3 separate regions of the Homo sapiens genome follow, and all the other regions are linked to region 2. The links are chromatin contacts, found by Hi-C or POLR2A ChIA-PET in ENCODE. All regions are on one chromosome and are shown on one strand. Each heading gives the region's core, a stretch centred on a gene start or an enhancer-like site at or near the end of the contact. The rest is flanking DNA. Distances are from core to core; before and after follow the strand shown.

What was found. A loop is a pair of places that touch in the nucleus more often than their neighbours do. ChIA-PET counts read pairs that join two places held with the same protein, here RNA polymerase II (POLR2A). Pooled maps may share reads with other maps.
Region 1: a loop to region 2 is called in a pooled map, with 3 times the contacts of the local background. The contact joins two enhancer-like sites. A Hi-C loop is called at or near these places in 4 of 50 pooled maps. POLR2A ChIA-PET finds 5 or more read pairs at or near these places in 5 of 52 experiments (CD4-positive, alpha-beta T cell, CD4-positive, alpha-beta memory T cell, activated naive CD4-positive, alpha-beta T cell and 2 more).
Region 3: a loop to region 2 is called in a pooled map, with 2.1 times the contacts of the local background. The contact joins two enhancer-like sites. A Hi-C loop is called at or near these places in 1 of 168 maps with a recorded cell type or tissue (naive thymus-derived CD4-positive, alpha-beta T cell) and 7 of 50 pooled maps. POLR2A ChIA-PET finds 5 or more read pairs at or near these places in 4 of 52 experiments (BJ, CD4-positive, alpha-beta T cell, T-cell and 1 more).

What each region holds. Positions count from the first base shown.
Region 1 is chr3:141,410,748-141,415,134 of GRCh38, forward strand. The region is part of intron 5 of ZBTB38 (zinc finger and BTB domain containing 38); the gene reads left to right. Among named protein-coding and RNA genes, the nearest start is that of ZBTB38, 44 kb to the left of the region's middle. Within about 2 kb of position 1,629, at least 36 of the 41 ENCODE cell types and tissues checked have a DNase peak (open chromatin) inside an H3K27ac peak, as active enhancers do; they include CD4-positive, alpha-beta T cell, where a contact is called at or near this core.
Region 2 is chr3:141,265,617-141,269,701 of GRCh38, forward strand. All of the region lies in intron 2 of PXYLP1 (2-phosphoxylose phosphatase 1), which reads left to right. Among named protein-coding and RNA genes, the nearest start is that of PXYLP1, 36 kb to the left of the region's middle. Within about 2 kb of position 1,500, at least 5 of the 41 ENCODE cell types and tissues checked have a DNase peak (open chromatin) inside an H3K27ac peak, as active enhancers do; they include CD4-positive, alpha-beta T cell, where a contact is called at or near this core.
Region 3 is chr3:141,439,223-141,443,639 of GRCh38, forward strand. It overlaps ZBTB38 (zinc finger and BTB domain containing 38), which reads left to right. Exons shown (of 6, transcript NM_001376113.1): 6 at 3,167-4,417. The coding sequence starts at 3,167. Among named protein-coding and RNA genes, the nearest start is that of RASA2, 46 kb to the right of the region's middle. Within about 2 kb of position 2,314, at least 24 of the 41 ENCODE cell types and tissues checked have a DNase peak (open chromatin) inside an H3K27ac peak, as active enhancers do.

The DNA of each region.
Region 1 (4,387 bases), core at 379-2,878, 150 kb after region 2:
CAAAAGCATTTCTCCTCTCTTATGTAAATGAAAATTCCTAAGCTGTATTATAACTTAATATTGAAAGAAATTAAAACATTTACGCAGGGAGAGAGGAAGACCCAGCTTGCGCACCCCTATTTTTCTGGCCACTACTGTGAGTGTTCATACCAGGATGCATTTTCATGAAAAATCCAGTGGCTGTTTAAGTCCTGGAAGGGTATCTTGGGATTATTTCAGCAACCCGTGAAGGCAGGCTTTGTGCAAGGTGAGACAGATATGAGCTGTCACTTCCTGCTTTGTGAGTTGGATATTGTTTCTAGGCCCTGTTTTATTTATGTTATTTTTCCTGTTCATGTGTTAGAACAACTGACTGTTTGTAGAGTTGATGACAATTAGATAATAAGACCACCAATTCAGTCCAAACAAAGATGAATTCATTATCTTGCCAGGCAAGGGAGACCCACATATTCAGATCAGTCTCCCCATACTTTTGTGCGTTTTCATGTAAGCATGGAGATTTCCGATTAGTTTTAATAGCACAGTGATTGGCTCCTAGACACCTAAATGAGGATTTCCTTTTTGAAAAACCTACTCAGCATTCTGATCTGTCCCTGCTTAAACCTATTTAGTCTGGTCTTATAGTCCCTGACTTGAGCCCAAAGAGCAAGGTTTCTCAAGGTCTCTGTGCAGGTCTTTGATGCTCTTTCGTGGAAGAGATTTACAGTGGTTACAGCCATAACCGGTGCCTGTGGCTGAACCATGCCTTCTGTAGTGTGTTCAGCCCTTCCCTTGAATTAATGCAAGTTCCACCTTTGCTTTAATGGGAGGGGACAGAAGGACCACTTTGAGGAAGCGGAGGCAAGAAGATAGTCTGCAAAAGCCATGACGTGGCACTGAAATGAAGCCCTGTGTAGGGTTTTACTCAGACGTTAGAGAACTGGCTGCCCCTGAGTGCTGTGCTAACTAGGGAAAGAAAAAAAACCCTGACCTTTAAAATTTTTCCTGTGAAGGTCTAGCAATTCTGGAGTGTCTTCAGCGACTACACAGTGTAAAGCAACTTTTTGCACAGAAGCACCATAAATTACCTAAATGGAAATTTGCTTCTAAGTGAAGTTCTTACCCTGTCTGTTGGATATTTAGTATTGTCAATATTTGTTTTTGTTTTTGACATTTTCAGGAAACCAAGAGCTTTTTGTCACATTTGAAGAATCTCTTTTAAGAGTTTCTTTTCTATTTATAATGCGTTTCTGATAAGAAGATTTGCACCTTTCTCTATTTTAGAAAATACTTTTTGAGGTCTTTTGTTTTTCCTTTTATGAAGTTTAAATAGTTGTCTTAACCTCCAATCCTAGCAACTCCCTTACATTAAAAATGACCTATATTTTTTTTCTCCCATGAGGTTCCTTTGCTCAGAGAGAATAAGAAAAGTTCTGGTAATTAGTCACTGTGGTATTCTGTAAACAAATACTTTGGAAGCTATGATTTATGTTACTGGTCGGGAAGAAAAAAAAATGGTTTTGTGTATCTCTAGACGATTACCCTTGTGAAAGGCAAGTGCCTCGTATTCCCAAAAGGTCTCTTGGGTGCCCTGTTTGTTGTGTTAAGGTCTCTCAAAGCCGGTGGCCATTTTCTGCGAGCTGAATCCCTGTGTGAAACTCCTCCCACTGTGAGGTCTACGAGCATTTGTTTTCTAAAATGAAAGCACAGGCAGAAACTCAAGCTATTCTACAGAACAGTCTGTTCTTTTGATTTTTTTTTTTTTAGATCAGTATATTTAAAGCATAATTTTTCTAAACAACATATTGCGAGTGTTTACCTGCAGTGGTTTGGAGTTTGTTTGGGGAGTTTTAATTATTTTTTAATGTAGACAACTTATTTACCAACATCATTGCTCCTTCTGCTCAGATAATTCTACCCTAAACCAGGTGAATAGGGGAACTATGTAGGCACCTGACTACTGCCAGAAACTTTCCTTCTGTTTCTATTACCTTTCTTTTGGGGTGAAATTGGCAACAGCTCACTGGAACTTAGCTCCCTTAATATTCTTTCTCCCTCCCACAATTTTTTCCACTCGGTTTTTTTTTTTTATCTGAACCATTGTTCATCCATTTGAAACACTGGCCAGAGTTTTTGTCGCTTTTCCATAGTAGGAAAGCCTTTGTGCCTCTCTTTGTACCTCAGACCTACTGGTGGGCTTGCCGGACAGCTCTGCCAAGCGCCTGCGTCTCCTGAGCCTATGAAGAGGCGACTTTCACAATCCTGTGCTGCCTTCGAGCTCTGTGCTGCCAGGCCTGGCCTCCCTCCAGAGGTCGTAGTGTTGCCAGCAGTGGCTTCAAACTGGAAACATGGGAGGAGGAATTGTGGGAAATGGGGAAGAAGAAAATGTTTGTGCAGGGAAAGTGTGTACGTGGACTTAAATAAATATCTGAGGGCCCAGGCCCATACAGATGATCTCTGTACGCTGGTATTTTGCGCCTGGAGCCAGGTGTCTGTTGACAGTGGGGAGGAGGTGGGGAAGACCCAGCCGGCCGAGAGCCTCAGCCACCTTCCTGCAGGAGGTCCTCACACCCCAGACGGTCAGAATGCTCCCCAGACTGAGGAATCAGCTGCACATCCCCCTGATGTCTCTAAAGCTGAAATCTGCTTCCTGGGTTTAGCCACCATTTTCATTGAGCAGTTCTGAGGATTCCTTGTGGGTACTTGTGATCTTGGTGGAGATGCTTCATGGTGTTGACCCTATTGTTTTGAATACCTGACAGCTGGATGGTCCAGGCCCTATTTCTATGATCTGTTTTTTGGAACTGTTGTATTTGTGTGACACAGTGATGGAGCATGATGTCAACTCCCACATACTGTAACCCAGGAAGGAGCATGATGTCAGCTCAGGATACCGGAACCGATAAAAACTCAGTGAGTGTTGCTTCCCCCGTTACACACCTGCTCATGATGACTTGTGGGATGCTTGTTTTAAAGGAGAGCTGAGTGCCTCTGATAGAAAATCTGATTTCATGAAATGCTTATTAGGAGTTAAGTACCCCTTTTTCTTGAAGCTTGAACAGACTTTATCATTAATGTGACTGACTGGAGCAAAGTGAAGAGTTTGATACCTGCCACTCTGTCTCTGAAGATTTACGTAGAGAAATTTTCCCCATAGGAATGGACAAACTAAAGGGATCCTTAAGAAATAGTATGTCACCCAAATATATTCTGTGGTAAGGCTTCTCAACACCTGTTCTTCATTAGGACGGAGCACTCTGAGAGTTTTGAAAACTTGAATACTGACATCTCATCATTTAAATTTTAGAAGGACAATGACTCACAGTACAGAGATTAAAATTTCACAGGCAGAACAAAACCTACATGTGATTTATACTTACGTTTTTATAGACTAAGATCTAAAACTCACATACATACAGGAACAGGAAAGTAATATGAACATCAAATGTGGGCTTGGTATAAGAAGGTAAGCAAGTGGTTAGATTGTGGCAAACTGGAGGTTTGAAACTTTTTCACACAGATAGGGGCCTGATGAGAGCGTCTGCAGGCCGAATGGAGCCTATGGACTGCTTCTTGCATGCCAGTTGCACGCCATTTGACTCAGTCCGCTGATCCGAATTCCCTCAGTGGCAACCTGCCCAGTCTTCTCCTGCAGAGCGTTGGGCTTGAAGCTGTCTAAGGCCCAGCCCAGGGAAAAGTAAAGACCATTGAACCTTCTCCATGTCACCACAAATAAGTCAGCCACTTCAGATATAACTATGTCCATTTCATACAGGCAAAGTAATTATGTCAGTGGGGTCAGTAGCAGAGCATAGTATTTGTGTCCAGGGACATCTGGAAGGCATCAGACAGAGCAGCCCTGACTAAGTTGCCCAGTGCTCGGTGTACTGATCCCAGGGTGAGACAGGAAGAACATCAGAGGAAGCCCCTCTGTGTCCAGGCATGTCCGTCTTAAGGCAGCCAGATGGAACCAAGCCTGCAGAGGCTAACCTGGATGGCATCAGGTGATGGATGACAGCAAGGGACAGCAGATACGTCCTGGTGTACTTGGTCTTTGGTATGTTTGGTCCAAGGATGTTTTCTGAAATATCAAACAGTGACTCCTTAACTAGGCCTAGACTGGGACAATCTGAGGATTGTCCTCTCTGCCTCTGTTGACACTTTATTGACCTTCCACACACCCTGGAATTTACAGTGCTTTCCCTCTTTTCTGCATATCTTTTAACCCTGCCCTTTCTTTCTCGGTGCTGAGTCATAATGTCTTTGACGCACATAGCACAGGGCCTGGGATGTAAAAGGTGCTCAGTCAATGTTAGCTTTTCTTGTTTCTGGCATCATCATCATCATCTTCTCCATTCTAGCTATTATTTCACCAGAGGTCAGGGAACTTGGTTTCCCTACACTCCAT
Region 2 (4,085 bases), core at 250-2,749:
GAACTCTAGCTAATTGGGTGGTGTCGTGGGGCTAGGATGATGGTATCGGGGGGACTCTACCATGGCACCCAGGAGTCTGGCTCGGGGAGTTCAGTAGACACTTCATTCATGCATGCATTCATTCACGTAAATGACTCATCTCCATCTGGGATAAGTCTGCCATAGGTGGAAGTAAATTCTCAGAACACAGACTGGGAAGTCAACCATGCAGGGCTGGTGGCTCCCTGGGTCTGAAGAAAGAGGCCACGGGAAAGTGCTCAGAGCAGGAAGGGAAGTGGGACAGGGCCTAAGCAGCAGGACAATCTGGGGCAGAGCAGGAAGGAGACCAGGCTGGGAGGAGTCACTGAAGGGCATGGACATCATTGGAGGTAGCCAGCGGGCCCAGTGGATGCAGTGTCCTGCCTAAGAGTGGACCTGAGGGTCTGAGGCCTATGAGAGACCCTGTCAGAAGCCACCATCTGGGGACTTTGTATTCCCTGCTGGTGAAGCCCTGGTTTCCGGAGGACCAGGGCTCCTTGGAGCAGTGGAAGCTGCTCCAGACCAACAGCCTGTGAACTTGTTTTGTTTGGCCCAACCCCTGTTTTTAGATTTTTTAATTTATTTACCAAAGTTTTAAAACTAGGCAATTTCATGTAAACTTCCAGCTCCTCTTTGAAAAACCAGACTCTGCAGCAACCTGAGGCCCACGGAGCATTACGGGGACCGCTGGCAGGAGCCGGGCAGCTGAGTCGGGGCTGCCACCCTGGGTGGGGAGAGTGCTGTCTTGGTCGCCACAGCGCCCACCTGCCTAGTCCCTGTCAGCTTCTGAATTTGTGCCCTGCGGTGCAGATGGAAGAGAGAGCCAAAAGAAAATCTGGGCAGATAGAGGACAAGGGGCCACGAAGGAGACAGAACAGCAGCAGCCAGGGGGTGGACTGTGGACAGGAGTGGTCTAGAAGCCAAGGGGGCAACCTGCTTAGAAGTTCTCAGGTGGGGAGCTGAGGAGGCCCCACTTAGCCAGCTCTGTGTGTGTGAGAGAGGGAGAGACAGAGGGAGAGAGGGAGAGAGAGAGATGGGGGGAGAGAGGGAGAGATGAGGGGGAGAGAGGGAGAGACGGCGGGGGGAGAGAGGGAAAGAGTGTGCATGTGTTTTCGATAGTTTCCCTGGGAACTCTTCTACCTGCAGAGCTATCGTGTTTCCTGTGGCCCTGATCCCCTATATCCCCTCCCTTTTTCTGTGCTGCTTTCAGTCTGATATCCGCTAAGAAAGAAAATAACAATGCTTGATAGAACAGTGTGTACATTAACATAGAACTGCCTCTGAGTAGGCAAGCAAGGAGCCCTGACAGGTGCCAGGGTGCTGTGACACCTTCCTCGGTGGTTCAGACCCTTGTGTCCTCAGTCCTGCTCACTCTTGTAGATGGCCATTAGCATTTGTGGTTTCGACTCTTTGCAGGGACCCCTGAGATCTGTAGTATATGGTGATAGTGATTCTGCCGAGGCACACGTCTTGATGAAAGTAGCAGGAAGTGAGCTGCTCAGCTGCTGAGGGAGCCACGTCCTGCCACACAGCCAGGGGAGGTGGTCGTCCTCTGTTCTTTGTCCTGTGTACGTTCAGTGGAGAAAAGTACAGAGTGGTATGTTTGAATGTGGGGATGCGTGAAGATCTCAGTATGCTTCATGGAAAAGATTTGGGGATGCAAGCCCTTAGAATGCACAGGGTCTAACGTACTGCGTCCTCTATTCTAAAAGCCCCAATGCGCTTCCTCCTGAGCTTTTATTTTGTTCAGCTGGAGACAAAAAGTATGAGAAATTGAAAGTGAAGGTTTACATTGTTAACCTAAGAGTTCTGTCATATCGCCATCTCTTCATTGTGACCAAAGTTTTAAATTCTGTATTTTTTGTTAATTTTGGTCCTTTTCTTAAAGATTTTACTTTCTGTTTGATTTCTGGGAGTTTTAATTTGCTTTTCCTCAGAATGCTTTATGTCCAGTTGCCACATAGAGTTAAATATCTGCAGGTGAAAAAAAAAAAAACACCATAGATGAGTGACAAAATTAAATCTGACAAATAAGCTGTTGTCACAATTTCTTAAGCTCATGTTGTAGATGCATTGGAGTGGGAAGGTGAGAGTGTCATGTAGCAGGTTCTTCTGCAAGCTGAGAATGGACACATTTATGTCTGTGGGTCATTCCTAGTTTTCTTTCAGGGTGGAGCTAGATAATGACCTCCCTCCCTCCCTCTCTGTCTCCCTCCCTCCCTCTGTCCCTCTCTGTCTCTCTCCCTCTCTCCCTCTCTCCCACCTTCCCTTTCTCTCTTCTTCCCTTTTTTCTTCTTAGTTCCTTATCTTAAAGAAGTTCTCATCAATAATTAGATGAGGGGATAGAGATATCTGTTTAAAGATGTTTACTGCAGCATCATTTGTAATAGGAAACAAAGGAGAAGGCAACCAACGTGTACAACAGTAAATACCCCATTACCTCATGATCACATAGACCTGTCTCTATTGACTTGGAAGGTTGTGCATAATATATTAAATTTTAAAATGGTACCTTTATATGCGGGTGGGTGGGGGAGAGAGAGAGAGAGAGAGAGAGAGAGAGAGAGAGAGAGTGTGTGTGTGTGTGTGTGTGTGTGTGTGTGTGTGTCTTGAGTCAGCAAGAGCAAATACTATCACGGCTAGTTAGTAAAAATAGAAAGCATTAGTAGAAGTATTCAGTGAATTCAGGAAAGTGCCTGGAGATCTCTAAGATCCACTGAAGAGATGAACAGAATAGAAAGCCACAGGATTTATGTGGCTGTACCCACTGCAGGGAGAGCGCGAGGCCAGCTGGAGTCTGGCAGGCAGAGTGTGCGCCTGCTGAGCCAAGCCACGCAGTGCAGACCCCGCTCACTCCCTGTTGTCTTGGCAACAGGGCTTTGGCCCCATGCTGATGACATTAAAAGGAGGAAGCCCACCTTGAAATGAAGTGAGTGCTGATCAGAGGCAGAGCCCTGTTATGTACCAGCAGCCCCACCTCACAAGAGAGAAGGAAGAGGCTGATCTAAAAGAGGAGACAAGGGCAGAATCTGAATCCTGTACACGAGGGTGAAGTAGGGCGGGCACCTGGGAGGGAGCTCTGGGACTGCCTCACCATCCTGCCCTCACTACCATCCTGCCCTCCTGCCAGTGCGGCTGTCACACACACTACAGATGTTACCCTGTGCCTCAGAGCCGTAGCTCAGGGGTGGGCTCAGGTGGGAAAGAATGGGGAGGTGGCTGGGATGCATGGCCCCTCTCTAGGATTTATCTGGCTGGAGCTTCAGCATCACATCTTGCCTCTCTTTGCCTTTCTCTTTTCCCTGTGTCATCCGAGGGGCTGGACTCCACTGGCCAGGGGTCTGCCCGTCCACACCACCCCTAGGTATCTACCAGAGGGTGGGGCAGCTCTTGTGGGATGTCCACATGCCTGAGAGTGCAGGCCCCACCCTGGGCCACATTCTCTCTTTCCTTGAGGTGGCCTCCCCAAAGCCCCTCGCCTGTCTGGCTATGTCTTTTGAGCCTTTACACAGAAGGCAGACAACCCACCCACCCTCAAGGACAGGTTGCTGGTTTGGTGGCCTCAGTGGGTTGCAGACCTTTGAGACACAGGAAACTTATTTGCTCCTCTTGGGGAGAGAGAACAATGTCCTTGGGCCTGAGTGACCATCCGTCACCATTCCCACCGGAGCAGGGACAGAAGCACATGTTTAGCCTCTGGCAGGGCACATATATACTCAAATACTAAAATATTCCTTATGGGGTTCTCTGGGTGGTAGGATTTATGGGTGATTTTCCTTTTCTTTTTATACTTTAGTGTTGAATGACTATTTTATGATGAACTCATGTTTTTTATGACCCCTTTTTATTTTGAAAAAAGAAAATCTGTTCATCTCTTCTTGAGTGTTGAAATTGAAAACCTGTTTCCAGGTACTTTGGGTTCTTAGCCTGAACCTGTGGACTTCTGCATTGTCCCATGGGGTTTCAGGGGTCTTGTAAACCCCCAGAAGTCCAATTCACAAGACTGTGTTCGCATCGTCTTTCAGAGATGAGGATCAATCGTTTTCATCAGGTTCTCAAAGATGAGG
Region 3 (4,417 bases), core at 1,064-3,563, 170 kb after region 2:
AACTCTAGCACCCAAGTACTGTGTCTGACCATATTAACATATTTGCTGGATAAAGTTGTTAAAAGGTGTGTCAAGAAGGCAAATCAAGGTGCTACTTATTAACTATGATTTTTAAAGGCTTTCTGACACACAAAGGTAGATATCCCCGCTGAAAAATGTCATGCTTGGATTTTGCAAAGTTATGACAATATTTTAATGACATATATAATGATATTTATTGTATATGTTGTTCTGTTAAGTATGACTACAATATTATTCCATGTTAAGAGTTGGCCTTTTGCTAACCATCCTAGTTGAACAATCTGAGAGAAGAATCAGAACCCCACAGAAGTGGTTGGGGCTTTGTATATTATAAATCTGAGTCAGGACACCCTAGAGTGTTCATTAGCCTGATTTGAAATGCCGTATTCCGCAAATGGAAGCAGAGCCTAAAGGGAGGTTCAGGATGCTGTGAAGCAGAATGTTTTGGAAGAAGCAGTAGTTTTGAACTGGAAAGACAAAATAGATGATGTCAGCATAGACCTAAGCCACCTTTTTGAATCATATAGCATGTGTTTTGTCAGATCTGAAGCTATCTAGTCAGGCTGATAAAGAATTAAAATAACATGTGGGCTTCCAAGAAGCCAAACATGATAAAAATATATGAGTCAGGGGAGAAAGGAGATCCTACAGGGGCCCAGAGCCGAGAGACTTGAAAGAAGGCAAAAGAAACATCAGCAAAGTATGCTATTGATCTGTGACCCAGTGAAGGACAGACTCCTTCACTCCGGGGTCACCCTTTCTCCCTTCAGGGGCAAAGAGGAAGTCATAAGATTCCATTTCATTTCATTCTAGTTTTATTTGTAGAAATAATCCCCCATACTTCTAGAAAAGATTCATGGAAGATTACAGTTAAAGGCAGGGTAAACAAGAGCAGAAGAACTAATGTTAAATAAAGAAAATGAAACAATAGGCACACCAGAAACCCAGGCCAAGAATAGCTACAACAATTGATGATAAAAGTTAGTTCTGAGCTTCTTTGTCTTGAGAATTAAAACAGAAACATGGTGAATATAGTGTTCTCATTATCTGAATTGAAGAATTTGTTAGTAGAAAGGTACTTTTTTCCTATGACTGGATACAATAAAAGAATTTATCAAATGGATCCTTGTATAAAGGACACTAAATAACATAATAGTCACAGCTTATAATAGCAGCTTTACAAAAAGGTAGAGAGGTTCTTTGTGTGGCCATCTGGTCCATCCAACTAAATAAATGCCATGAGCTAAATGTTATACTTTACTGCTAGGAAAACATTGCCACTGAGAGTTAAAGAAGTATCATCAAACTGTAAGGCTTTCTGGAGACGTCTCTTAATACAGAATAGCACAGAGAGACTGGATGAATCTCTGGTTAGTATGTTCTGTAGACCAGAGGGTTTTTTTGTGTGTGTGTTTTGTTTGTTTGTTTTGCTTTACTTTTAACTGCATGTGGTGATCTATTACTGGGTAGTGAAATTAGTGAGTTGCTGTAAGCATTCTTTAAAAGAAAAGGCTGGGTGCAGTGGCTCACACCTGTAATCCCAGCACTTTGGGAGGCTGAGGCGGGCAGATCACGAGGTCAAGAGATCGAGACCATCCTGGCCAACATGGTGAAACCCCGTCTCTACTAAAAATACAAAAATTAGCTGGGCGTGGTGGCATGCACCTGTAGTCCCAGCTACTCGGGAGGCTGAGGCAGGAGAGTCGCTTGAACCCTGGAGCCGGAAGTTGCAGTGAGCTGAGATCATGCCATTGCACTCCAGCCTGGTGACAGAGCGAGACTCAATCTCAAAAAAAAAAAAAAAAAAGAAAAGAAAAAGAAAGAAAAGAAAAATACTAGAGCAGAACAGAATGCATCACACCTAGTAAGGGTGAGTGTTAATTTCATTTGTGTCTTAGGTCACTATGTACTGTGTATCTCTTACTGTGGGAAGTATGAAAGCTGCTACTTTTCACTGCCCCTCACTATAATATCAGTTAGTAAGCTTTAGCACACCAGACTCATGGAATAGGACTTATATAGAGAATATAGAAAATACAGAGAAGAATGGAGATGGGATCCTCAGACCAGAACAAGAGCCACTGTGCCTTGAAGTTGTGCTAATTCAGGAATCTATGACTAGATTCATTCTTGTCCGTTCTTGTCAAAGGACTTAGAAATGTCCTTTCCTGGTTTTACATTTTGTCTCCTTTTTAGTTGCCTTCAGTACCTGACAGTTCTTTTTGAAAACCCTAGTCTACTTTGTCTCTACTAAAGGGGAAACTAGAAAAGGAACCTGATGAGTCACCATAGGGCCAATAGCGCAGAGAGGCGGGGGTGCCCCTGGTGGTCAGACTTGGTTACACACCCTGCAACTCTAGAGATTGACCCTTATGAGCCACAAATTAGGAAGGGCTCCTTCAGTTCTTGCTTCTTCTCTGAGTGGGCAATAGCTTTGCATATAGGTACCACTTAAGGAAAATTCATTTAAAAAAATAGCCTGGGCAACATAGCGAAACCCTGTCTCTACCAACAATACAAAAATTAGCCGGGCGTGGTGGCTCTCACCTGTGGTCCCAGCTATTCAGGAAGCTGAGGTGAGAGAATCGCTTGAGCCGGGGAAGTGGAGGTTGCAGTGAGCGGAGACCACACCACTGCACTCCAGCCTGGGCAACAGAGCGAGACTTTGTCTCAAAAAAAAAAAAATCATTTTCCTGCTTCATGGTTGTGACTGGATCATCAGATTTCTCTTTGAAAATAGGCAGGAAGCTTCTGGCAGGACCATGGCATTGCCCAGCTCTAGTAGTTCAAAGCAGCAGCCTTGAATGATGATGAGACCCTTAACATTTCAGAAAAAAAAAAAAAACCTCCTCCCCTCCCAAATTTGGACATGTATATATAGCTCCAACTTTGGAGAAAAGGGGAAGGAGTTCTGGGAGGATTTCCAATGATAACAACTATTAGCAATGGTATGAGAAACAGGCTGGGGCAAGAAAAAGATTTAGCTTCTAATGTTGACTCTTGAGTCTCGGGAGCATCAACAGAATGAGATAAAAACCTGAAGTTTCATACAAAAGAACAGTTTTTCACAGAAGTGGAAAATAGTCTAGAGATAAAGAAGCCACCTGTGGAAGATTATCTGACCATTTCTCTCCTCTTGTTTCAGATGACAGTCATGTCCCTTTCCAGGGACCTCAAGGACGACTTTCACAGTGACACGGTACTCTCCATCTTAAATGAGCAGCGCATTCGGGGCATTTTATGCGATGTCACTATCATTGTGGAAGATACCAAATTTAAAGCCCATAGCAATGTTCTGGCAGCTTCAAGCCTGTATTTTAAAAATATCTTTTGGAGCCATACAATCTGTATTTCCAGCCACGTCCTGGAGCTGGACGATCTCAAAGCTGAAGTGTTTACTGAAATACTTAATTATATCTACAGTTCCACAGTCGTTGTCAAGAGACAGGAAACAGTCACTGATCTCGCAGCTGCAGGAAAAAAGCTGGGAATATCGTTCTTGGAAGACCTTACTGATCGCAACTTCTCAAATTCCCCGGGTCCCTATGTATTCTGTATTACTGAAAAGGGAGTGGTTAAAGAAGAAAAAAATGAAAAAAGGCATGAAGAACCAGCCATCACTAATGGGCCAAGGATCACAAATGCATTTTCCATCATCGAAACAGAAAATAGTAATAACATGTTTTCCCCGCTGGACTTGAGGGCAAGTTTCAAAAAGGTCTCCGACTCCATGAGAACAGCTAGCCTTTGCCTGGAGAGGACGGACGTCTGCCACGAGGCAGAGCCTGTCCGCACACTTGCCGAGCACTCATACGCTGTTTCTTCCGTAGCTGAAGCTTACAGAAGTCAGCCTGTACGTGAACATGATGGCAGTTCACCTGGTAACACAGGGAAAGAAAATTGTGAAGCCCTTGCAGCGAAACCGAAAACATGCCGGAAGCCAAAGACATTCTCCATACCACAGGATTCGGATTCAGCCACAGAAAATATACCACCCCCTCCAGTATCCAACTTAGAGGTTAATCAAGAAAGAAGTCCACAACCAGCTGCTGTTCTCACTCGTTCAAAATCTCCAAACAATGAAGGAGATGTCCATTTTTCCAGGGAAGATGAAAATCAATCTTCTGATGTTCCCGGGCCGCCAGCCGCAGAGGTTCCACCTCTGGTGTACAATTGTAGCTGCTGTTCCAAAGCCTTTGACAGCAGCACTCTGCTCAGTGCCCACATGCAGCTTCACAAGCCAACCCAGGAGCCTTTAGTGTGCAAGTATTGCAACAAACAATTCACCACCCTGAACAGGTTGGATCGGCATGAACAGATCTGCATGAGGTCAAGCCACATGCCCATTCCTGGAGGAAACCAACGCTTTTTAGAAAACTATCCTACCATTGGACAA